2 separate regions of the Mus musculus genome follow, and region 2 is linked to region 1. Evidence: chromatin loops called from intact Hi-C (ENCODE). Cell type or tissue: left cerebral cortex. All regions are shown on one strand. Each heading gives the region's core, and the rest is flanking DNA. Links, peaks and the distances in the headings are about the cores only.

Region 1 (5,758 bases), core at 308-5,307:
AAGGAAAAAAAAAAAAAACAAAAACCAGAAAGATGTTTTGCAACCCAGTTAGGAGCAAAATAACATCTGTTCCTTTTAAATAGCAAGAGATGCTACCGTGTAGTGACTCTTGGTGCTGCAGACAAGAGCCCACAGAGGAGGTGGAAAATTCCTTGTAAAATTCTAAGCAGCTCCTGGAGCCGGGGGAGCAAGCATGCTTTGGAGCAAATAGTTCAGGGGACTTATGAATCACTCTAAGTCTGAGGGGCCAATGTACTTGAACATCACAGATGTCACTCTGTGAGGGAAAGAATGCTGCAGCAGAGAGTGGCTTGGATTGCAAGTGGGAGCATCTCAGAAAGGAGGTACCTTGCTGGTTTAAAAAAAAATGAACAAAACAGTCTTCACACAACACAGCAGAAATTGGACAGTGCTCTAGTCATCTGCTGGGCTCACCATTTTTTTTCCAAGCCAGATATTAAAAAGGCTGTGATATTTTTCTCGTGATGAAGTAATCGCATTTATTAGTAAATAACAGAATAACCCTCACTCCCCAGCCTCCCACCCTTACCAGTTCGTCAATATGACAGCTCAAGTAGAAACCCAAATCATATTAAGCAATATTCTTTTGGGACCTGACCAAAAAAAACATGTTTTAAATGTGGTATTTTTGAAAATGCTTCAATTCTAGGTTGTATTGTATTAGTCTCTATTGTTTGTCTATTTTCCCAATTTGTAACAGTGCCATGAGGGGAGCCATCACTGTGGATTTTCTCACCCCTTGTTGGGATAGGCTAAGAATCAAGAATCACAGAGAAAATACACAAAAAGATAATGCAACTATAATGGCCCTTTGATGTTGCCCCTTTTCCATCTAGGGGCTGTTGTGCTAAGATGCAGCCACCATCAAGCAGTCTTTTTTAACAGGACCACACAGAGTTCAATAGATGATAACCTTGCTCCTGTCTGTGGTCTTCCACAGGAAAAAAGGAGGACTAAAGAACACAGCACATTTGAAAACAGTTTGAAATAGCAGTTTCCATGGAGACTTCAAAAACTCATATCTTAATTTTTGGCTACTTTTGAAAGACTTGCTTAGCATATGGGGGAAAATATTTCTGATACTTAGCACAGACATGGAAAATACCCAGATGCACACACACACACACACACACATACACACACACACACACACACACACACACACACACACACACAGAGAGAGAGAGAGAGAGAGAGAGAGACAGAGACAGAGACAGAGACAGAGACAGAGACAGAGACAGAGACAGAGACAGAGACAGAGACAGAGACAGACAGACAGACAGACAGAGAGCTAGACAGAGAGACAGGGAGATAGAGAAAGAGACAGACAGAAACAGAGAGCCAAAGGTAGAGAGAGACAGAGAAATTAAAAGAGAGACAGAGACAGACAGAGGAGGGAGAAAAAGAGAGAGGGACAGACAGACAGAAAACAAAAAGGAAAAACACACAAAGAGACAGAAACAGAGGCAGAACAGAGATGACAGGGAGAAAGTCAGAGACAGAGAAAATATACACACACATGAGGGGAGAGAGGGAAGAGAGAAGAGAGAGTGGAGATAGACAGACAGACAGACATAGAAAAGCACACAGGGAAAGCACACACATATACACACTCAAATGTATAAGTCTATAGTTGAAAGTGTTGGTTGCCAACCTGACCGAAGCCTGATTAAGGCCAGCTATTCTTCCTGCTGTCTTGTTACCCCTCCCTTCTCTTTAAAAAACAATTTTCCTCATTTAACCTAAGCATTGTATTCTTTCCATATGCCTGACTTTTTATCTTTCTTCCATCCCTCCCTTCTATCTTCTTATCTATTGAACCCAAGGGCTTTACACTTGTGGAACAAGTCGTCTACATCTACCATACCCAAGATGATTTCGATGGTTAGTTTTAATTTAACTGTCAACTTGGCTCAGCGTGAATCTCCTGGCATAAGGGATTATCAAAATCAGATTGGCCTTCCATCACGTCTGTGGAGAATTGTCTTGGTTATATTAAGTGATATGGGAAGAAGCTGCCTTCTAAAGCAACATCGTTCCCTGGGTGTTGAACTATGTACAAGCAGAGAATGTGAGCTGAGAACAAGTAAAAGCATAAGCATTCATTTTCTCTGATATAGACCGTGATGCCTGTGGCTAGCTGCTTCAAATATCAACCTTGACTTCCCAGCAATGATGGGCTACCATCTGCAATTGTAAACCAAATAAACTATCTTTCCCTTAACTTTCTCTTGGGGGGGGTATTTAATTACAATTTCATTACAGAAAGAAAACTAGGACAAAATTCTGCTTAACATTCTTGCTGTTCCCCTTCTTGGGGTACCGGACATGTTGTTCATCAAGCTATCACCTTGAAGACAGTGGAGGTCAAAGTCACAGTCTATAAAAATGAGATTCATTGGCAATGGATATGGGGATGGTAGCAGTTAACAAAAGAGTTTTTGTCTTCTATCCTGAGATTTATGAGATTCTTAGCCAAAAATAAACAGAATGGTCAGACGATCTGATAAGATGATTTCTTTTTAGAGATTCGCAATATACTGATGTTCTGAATCACTCCTCCATGAGGACATTGGCCAATCTATGTAAATCACTGTCGCCCAAACGTATTCAGGCCAGGCAACTACCTCCCTCTCATATTCATTGCCTGCTGCTCCACAGAGCATGCTGCTGTCCCATGGTTAGAGGACACGTGAGCATCTAGAGCTATCTTGAGAGAATGAGCTCTCCTCAAATGCCAAGGGCTTCCCCAGGTTAGTCTCAGCATATTCATTTTCACAAGAACACCATGAGGAGGATGTTAGCATTCCTGTTTTATAGTTGTGAAATGGTGACTCAGAATAACTGTTTTGCTTCATAGCGGTTTCATATTCTAACGTAACTGACTTCAAAGCAGGTGAACTTGTACACAATAGTGGCTTAAAAATAATGGCTTAACACCAAGGTACCCAAAAATAAAAGCCAAGGGGAGAAGCCTATTCTCTAAGCTTTATCTCAGTTGCTTGTTCTAGCAGGTTTGGGCTTCTACTTCAGCAATCTGTCTACCCAATAAATGCTGAGTGCAGAAACTGTCTAGCCTTTAGAATAGGTGATATCTATACAATGAATAGAAATAAAGGGGACATTATAGAAAATGAGGGTAACGGTCCAAAACTTCATCCTTTGAAGAGAGACAGTTACTTTTTTCATAATATTAAAACCAAATGTGTCTCATCCCCACCTTGTATTCAGGGATAGGTTTGCTTCATAATAGAGGATTAAATGACTCTCTCTGTTCTGAAAAAGAGCATCTCTGTGCCTTGACATGAAAAATGTTTCTTTCTCCACAACAAAAGATTGGTCAGCCTTGGCAATAGCTGAAAGTAATTTAGGCTGGTATTTCATTTTGTCCTCACATACCTGATCCCTCCGATATCATCTAAACCCTTTTTATTTATTTGAAATTAAAGAAATTTTAAAAACCAGTGTAATAAAGGTTTTGGGTAGTTTTGTTCTGGGGCTGTGTCCTCAGTTTTTAGTACTCAGTATCTTAGTTAATAAAATTAAACACATAAACTAAAACTAGGGTTCTTCAAAGATGAAGTTGGATAATTTGAGAGGAGTGCTCTGTATCAAATGTTGAACTATTTCATTGGATGTTGCCAATAATAAATTGAGACCCATACATCCTCACAGTTGCTGAGGACCAAGAAAATCATTTTATCAAATATGGTGTGTTAATGAATGGAAACAATTTGGTAGCGGCTCCCAGGACCACAAGCTACCTCTGCACAGTATCAAGAACACGGAGGACACCTGTGTAAGTGCAGCCAGTGGTCCTAAGGATGAGGTGTTGGGGGACCTATGCCGCTGACCTTGACGAACTGTTTTGAAGTTGAAGGTCTGGAAGCCACCTGTCAATGCAGAAGAGTCAATGACATCCACTCCGTAGTCACTGTGGCTCCGTCTGTAGAGGGTGACACCAATGACCAGGACCGCAACAGCTACCACGGCTGCACCCAAGCCGGAGTACAAAGCAATGTCGCTGGCATTCTCAATGCCTGAAAGACACAAGAGAAGTCCTGAGTGGCTAACATGGGCTCAAGGAATAGAGCCACCCCAGGACAAAACATGGTGTTCTGTTAGAGTCTGGAGGCTACTGATCAGAAAATAAAACCACACAGAAAGCTAGCTACATGTTAGACTCTCATTTACACTATAGCCATGTTTCTAAACTTCCTTGTGTAAATCAGAGCAAGGCTAGTCTAATATAACTGCATTAAGGTAGCTTATCATATAATAGGCTTGCAGAGGATCAATTTTGCAAAGAACATAACATTTTTTTTCTAGTAAGAAAAAATAGCTCCGTAACTTAGTTGAACAAGTCATAGTTACCTAAAAAGCATTTTTATATTTGACTTTTTGTTCAAGGGAAAACAGACTCACACAAAGGACAAAAAAGAGGGTGGGTTCTCTGCTCATGTGGGGCCTGGGGCACATGCATATACACAGAGCTGTCTAGGGTAGGATATTAACGTGGTCTGTGAGTTAAAAGAGAAAAGATCAGGGTTTACAAACATGTCAAATTTGATACCAATACTCAAAGTCAGAGCATAGTAATAATGTTGGTTTAGCATACACAATCATCATGAGAGCAATGTTTATGTGAAACATGAATATCTTGGTTGCCAAGGGCTCTTGTGTCCACAGTCAATGTTTTCTGATACCAATGCAATGCTAGACTCTAATACTTTATTGTTAGGGGGCTCTTCTCTCAGGGGCACATGCTGTTTCTCCCATACCTCTCCTACTCCATCCTATTGAATGCATGGGCAAAGCAAAAATAAAAACGTTAGTTTATTTTTAGTATGTGGATGTCTCCCCACCCCCAGGATAGGCTGGAGCTGAATTCCCATCCTTTTCCAGATACATAGCTGGTGTGGTTCAACCCAGAAGCAGATTGATAACAGCTATTATAATTCAACCCAGGGGTCTGAAACAAGCTAATCCTAAAAGAGGTGTCATCTTAAAGTGTATGGAAAAAGAAGGTGGCAAGAACTAACTACAGATTTAATTGTTCAACAGATTATATGGTAAGTTCATGTAATGGGTCCAAAATAATTATTCTGATACCCAGTGTCTGGCTGAGAAGATAAAAGAAACACATCATATATTTGCCTTGTAATTGTATAGCACTTACTATGCATTTCCCACACCCTAAAATTGTATTTATCAAATGGGTAATGTGAGCCACACAAGCCTAGAGTGAATTTATTTTCAACAAAGGTCGTAGGCCATAAAATAAGGTGTTACCGAATTAAAGAGTGAATGAGAAGATCAAGCAGAACCAAACCAGCAACGGTGTGGTAAACACATAAACGCAGCAGGCAAGGAAGACAGCTATCAGAAGGAGTCAGAGCTGAAAGGTCAGAAGTCCCATAGACACCTTTAATAAGCAGAGCATCATCAAGATGTGCCATGTAACAGGGGATAATATAGAGCTTAGTTCTATTCTAGGATAATCCAATGGGGGCTGGCAGACCTTCTGTTCTCACCACCCAGACAGTGAGCACAATGAAACAGATCTCCACTGCAGAATATTCCATTCCTGCCTGTCTTCCGGAGAAACGGGGTGTTCACCAACCTGCTTATGCTCCCATCCCCGTGTTTCCTTGGAGGGAAGAATCATACTCAGGGCAGAAAGCACACTGAGCACAGCAGACACATCACGCCAGGGCACCAGCCACGGTGAGCCGAC
Region 2 (5,758 bases), core at 289-5,288, 270 kb after region 1:
CAGAGATTCACAATGTGATCCATAACAGTATTAAAAATACAGTTATGAAGGGGCAACAAAATAATTTTATGGTTGGGGTCACCACAATATGAGGAGCTGGAATAAGGGGTTGCAGTATTAAGAAGGTTGAGAACCACTGCATTAAAGTATGTTTGCCCAATCCTTTCCCATCAACACAGAAAATATCACCAAAGGAGTACATCATAAAGCACAAAATCCTATACATTAATACCTCTTAGTTCATGACATTTACTATGTATTCTGGCGGAGAGGTCAGCTACCTCTACCACTTCTCTTCCCCATATGTCTTCATGGTCAACTGGCCCTGCCATATATGGTCCCACTGTTCCTTCCAGGCAAAGAGATGCTTAAAAAAAAAAAAAAAGAAGCACATTAAAGGAAAAACTTCCTGATAATCCACCCTTATTTCAGGGTGTTGAGGAAATAAGCCAGTGTATAAGTGAAAGGTAAGTAAGATCTTTGTCCATAATGAGAAGTCTATTCTACGCAAGGCCATGTACAGTCTGGGGATTCTGTGCAACTGCATTGTGGGTCTCAGGGGTTGAGCCCATTACCCAAGAGTCTGAAACAGTGTCCTCCATTAGTGCCAATTCTTGCTTCTATCCATCATTTTATGACAGGAATTCTGGAATTGGGGCATCACTATCTATATTTTAGTAAGTCTTTCATATAACTCTGAGACACTTTCAAATTTTAAACACCCCAAAGAGAACATTTATATCAACTCAGGTTCTATGTAAGAATGAGAAGTTATAGGATACTGAAATTCCAGGCAAGGTTCTTGTGAAATCCATTGAAGAATGTAGAATTGGCAGCATTATTATCACTTTTGATATAGACATTTACACATAAAGTATAAGAAAATGTCGTTTTAGTGCATGATATTAAGTCTAAGTTCAGTATTACTAAATTCAAAAACAAAAACAAACAAAAAAAGAAACAAAGACAACAAAAGAAACAAAAATATCCCCAAGTGTAACAAGAGTTAAAAATTGCAAAATGCGTATTATTTTGTGTATTTATTTCACATCAGCCTTAGTGTATGTACCTGACATTAGAATATCTAATTATAAGTGAAGTATTCATAAATGTCTATAATAGAGCCATTTTATATCTATAAGCAGCAGAACACTACCAATACAAAGAAGATGGCCAGAGTAGGAAAGCACATATCTAGTCCTTGCTCTATACTGATTTCTTTCCCTCGAACAATCCGAAAGTATCTGTAGAGCATAAAATTGTGCTTCTGCTGGACTGTCAACAATCTGAGTACAAGAAGCAAGCCTTATCTGTGGAGATGCTAATAAGTTCGGGCTACATAAAAGAGGGAGGCACACAGCAAGGGGCACTTTCATCTGAGGTCCAGGTGTGGACTATCTAGAAATGTTTTCCTGGGTTAGAAAAGCGACCAGAAAAGGATCAACCACCCATACCAGTGAGGGACACAGAACACATCTTCCTTTGCCCTCTTAGGATATTTGAGTGGGGTCTGCAAATAAAACTCGCTGATCAGCAGAATGAGAAGCACAGGGTGTTTACTGTTTTCAACTTTTATGTGCACCGAGGGGAAAAAGAAAGCTCGGAGAAGCTGTTAAGTTTGAGAGTTGATATACCATTTTAACAAAGGGCAATGCACTGTGGAAAGGGGGAGTAGGCAAAGAAAATGGGGTTGGCCTTCTAGGGGCAGCAATCTATAGGAAAAAAAACACACTAGAAACTAATAGGTGATGTGGTTATTATCATGGGGACCATTACTGCAGGTTTAATCCAAGGCCAGGCTCCCATCTCCTGTGACTGGACTAGCTCTTCTAATGCAGACAAGGGAGAAAAACATCTTCACAAGGCACAATTTAAATGTTTTACAGGAGAAAGAGGGCAGAGAGCTATTTCTCTGTTTACCTTTTTAAAAATTACCATCATCTCAAAAGAATCCTTACACTGAGGCATTACTCTTGGGGGTAGTCCACTCTAATCCATTTGCCAGACACTCTTCAGATATGTCCTCCTGCTTATGGTGGTTTGTAATTCTTTGTCCCCAGGCTGAACACTTTGAGATCAATTACCTCCCTAACTACAGCTTAACTCTGCCTTTGCCCTTCTTACATGGAGTAACTGAGGGCAAAGAGGGGAAGGGTTACCCAATGGAAGCATAGACTGCAAGGAACAAAGGAGGGTTCCAGGTTGGTTGGTAATAGGATGCACTGAGCAACTAAAGCAGAGCAGTGTACCAATAATCATCTTACACCAATCTTTATCCTTCTGAATCCATCTTGCATTAGAAGTAACTGGAAAAGAAAAAAAAATAAAAATAACAACCACAACAAGAGAAAACCAACAACAAAATACCAATAGCTCAGAAACAAACAAACAAACAAACAAAAAAAAAACCAAACCAAACCAAACCAAACCAAACCAAAACAAAACAAAACAAAAAAAAAAAAACCCAAAAACTAAGCCAGCCATTTTTTTACCAAGTATGGGCAGAAGGATAATTTTGCACCCTAGCTAAAGGAAGATGAGGGATGTCCTGGTAGGCAGGAGAGTGGGAGGGTGGCAGATGTCTTACTCTGCCTTTTAGAAACACATGTTTCAGAGTAGAGTCCTGAATTTGTACCCCCTTGAGAGACAAGACAGCCAAGAGGCCTACAAGGACTGAACATAGATAAACACAGAACTGGGCCAAACAGCAATTAGGAGAAGAAATTAACAGAGAATGCCGGAGGACTTTAGCCTCTTTTTTCCCTGTTCCCTTGATGACACATTTAGAAATAAATGTTAAAGGAACAAAATTATTCTGATGTGTTCATGCCTTGCCTACTTTTTAGACTCTGTCGTCAGACTGGCCCCAGTAGGAGCTCCAAATGGCCACTGTTTAGATTGCCATCGCCTGGGGATACCACACGTTTAAAGTTTCCTGGGAAATGCCACGGACTTTCAAATTAAATTTGCCTTAGATTTCCTTTTTAGCAAAGCTACTTTTGAAGTCCCTTAAAATACAATGCATTTGTTCTTAAATCCCAAGCCTCCGTTTGATGGAATTTGGGTGTGCAGATGGGCAAGCTCATAGTGACTAAAAAAAGGAACTGTGGGATTCTGGGATGCAAATTCACTATCATCAGGGCGACAGAATGCTACTGGTCACAGGGATAGAAATTCTGAGGTTAGGGAAAAACACAACAGCAAGAAAACACTAGCTTTCTGCCATCTGACGCTAGATAACAAATAGCTTTCCCTACTTTCCTGTGGAGTCATTGGTTTTCCACAAGGGAGGCTGTGGATATTCAGCTGAGTTTTGCATTCATGCTCAAGACAGAAGCCTGCAGGATTAATGCATTAGTTAATTCCCTGCTATCACATGCTAAACAGCTTTTTTTGAACTATACACATCAATTTGTTCTAATACTAAAGGCTCCCGCAGTAAAAAGATATGAAAATATTCAAAGTATTCTAATGCATCCCGAAGCTCTTGGGTCAGAATACTAATGCCTCCATCTAAGAGGCCATAAGTCTGTTATCTTACCATCAGAAGTCTTTCACGGGAGTCCATTTAGACAATAAATACCTGTGGATCAGGAACAGTGAGTAATATCCATTTATTTGTTGATGTGATGTCCCTCTTTGTCTGCATGTGTTGTGAAAATTCATCGCTAAGGCTAATTTCGTGCTTTAAATCAATGGATTCAGAGAAAGCCTGTGTCTATGTTTGTGTCCCTTTGTGGCCATATTGTGGTAACTAGAAGACCATCATGTGGCTGAGTGCTTGGCAATAAGAGACATCAGAATTATCTTCTTTGTGCATGCACACACATACATACATCATACCAGTGTGCATGGTTTCCACAATGTTGAATCACACAACTATCTATCAAAAGTAATTGATTATAATGTACTAGACACAAGATCACTGCACTGTGCATGCAAGGGTTCTGTGCCCTTGATAAAGAGCTCACCATACACAGAAAGCCATTTATATTTCCTTTACAGAAGCAAAAGGAATAAACTACCATTCCTTACTGGAAGTGAGCTGCAAGGTAAGCAGTGTGAGGGCATCGCCTGAAATGTTAAGGCCTTCACAAAGCAAAGACCTGAATTAGTGATTCATGAAGAAAATTTCAAAAGCAAGGGACTTCGTTCTCCCTTTCCATGTATGAACATAAAATTGAGAGGAGGAATCAACTAAGAGAGAAGAAAGATATGAACCCTATAGACAAAGAGACTGTCAGAAACAAGTACAAGCTAAACGTAGCTCTATTCAGTAATGGGATACATTCCTAAGATCTACCCTAAGACATCGTGGTACAAGAATAAAAAACGAGTGCTTCGCTATAGGATATGTTTGCAAATCAAAACTTCCTCGTGATTATGGTTAAATTGTTAGCTTGAAAATGATTTGTGACCTCAGGCAAGTTCATTTTACCTCTTAGTGCATGTTTTTTTCACTGACAGTACTGAGCTAATATAACACACCAGTTTGTACTACTTTAATGACCAAATGTACCAAATTCATATAAAAAGGCTAAAAAATAAAGTCTGATACCCAATAACTATTTTATGAGGTTTTGCTAATATGTGAGCTAATCACTTAGTCTTCTAACTAGGTAAGTAAATTTTATAAAAGATTATTAGTCTTTTATTGAATGGCTGGTTGTTTTCAGAAAGCACTGAGCAGCACATACCTTTCAGGAAAGGCAGGTAATAAGAATACCTGTGTTATGAATCATAGAAAATAAATATTTTACTATGAGACGTGCTCCAAAACAATATTGCTTTTCTCAAATTCTAAGATAAAAAGGTCAGTCTAGGACTGGAGGGATGGATGTCCCATGTGTCCCTTGCAGCAAAAGCATGAGTGTCTGAGTTCAGATCTCTAGCACCCATGTAAAGGCTGGAGATGATGGCCTGCACCTGCAACTCCAACAATGAAGAGGCAGATATCAGGAGATTATTGGCCAGGCAGTCTAGAAGAAACAATGAACTCCAGGTTCAGAGAGAGACCAAGAGGGAGGGAGAAAGAGAAAGAGGGAGGGAGAAATAGGGGGAGGGGAGAGGGGAGTAGAGGGGGAGGGGGACCAGGGGAGAGAGAGAGAGAGAGAGAGAGAGAGAGAGAGAGAGAGAGAGAGAGAGAGAGAGAGAGAGATTGACTCTGACTCTTTGTCTTAAAACATGAGCTGTAAAACAATCCAGAAAAACAGACAACATAAACCTCTGGCCCCAACATGCTCCTACGTGGGCAAATACAATCTCACACAGTGTGTGTGTGTGTGGGGGGGGTGTGTGTGTGTTCATAACAGGTAAGTGCTCTTAGAAATGGGTTGTTCACCAATTTCCCTGTGGTTTGAAAATCAAAATGTATCCTCAAACCTCTTTCAAAACTAGGTCACATAGTCTAGTTTTTATAGCATGGGCCAGTATCACACTAAAATAGCAAATGTCCTATACTATGGCACGAAATGATTTGACTTTGGAAATATCCTAAATATCTAGACATAGTTAAACCCAGAAAAGTTCTATTTAAGAATCACAACACCAGCTAAAACTTAGGCAACAAGAAGTTCTCAGATCCATAATCACACCAGGATACTGCTATAATTCAGTTCCTCAATACCTGGTGAAAGTTCCAGAATAACTAAAAGTAATAAATTTCATAAGGAAAAGACTGATATTAGCTAATGTGGACAGATGGGAAACTGCGGAGAAGGAAGGTAAGCAGGGTTGTATTCTGTAAGGACAGAGAAGG

Evidence for each region. Hi-C counts contacts between places; a loop is a spot of excess contacts. Peaks named below come from ENCODE experiments on the same cell type or tissue, not always from the same donor. Only the 100,000 strongest peaks of a DNase experiment are listed, where the experiment ranks them.
Region 2: a loop joins it to region 1, with 16 times the contacts of the local background. A loop is called at or near these places in 2 of 42 quality-filtered maps.

Annotation. Positions count from the first base shown.
Region 1 is chr8:28,720,346-28,726,103 of GRCm38, forward strand. It overlaps Unc5d (unc-5 netrin receptor D), which reads right to left. Exons shown (of 18, transcript NM_153135.3): 9 at 4,803-4,817; 10 at 3,876-4,061. Among named protein-coding and RNA genes, the nearest start is that of Gm32505, 25 kb to the left of the region's middle. In left cerebral cortex, for the core only: no CTCF peak of the experiment used is centred there; a DNase peak (open chromatin) is centred at 2,743; H3K27ac peaks cover 4,244 bases.
Region 2 is chr8:28,989,738-28,995,495 of GRCm38, forward strand. All of the region lies in intron 1 of Unc5d (unc-5 netrin receptor D), which reads right to left. Among named protein-coding and RNA genes, the nearest start is that of Unc5d, 230 kb to the right of the region's middle. In left cerebral cortex, for the core only: no CTCF peak of the experiment used is centred there; DNase peaks (open chromatin) are centred at 2,600 and 3,021; H3K27ac peaks cover 1,522 bases.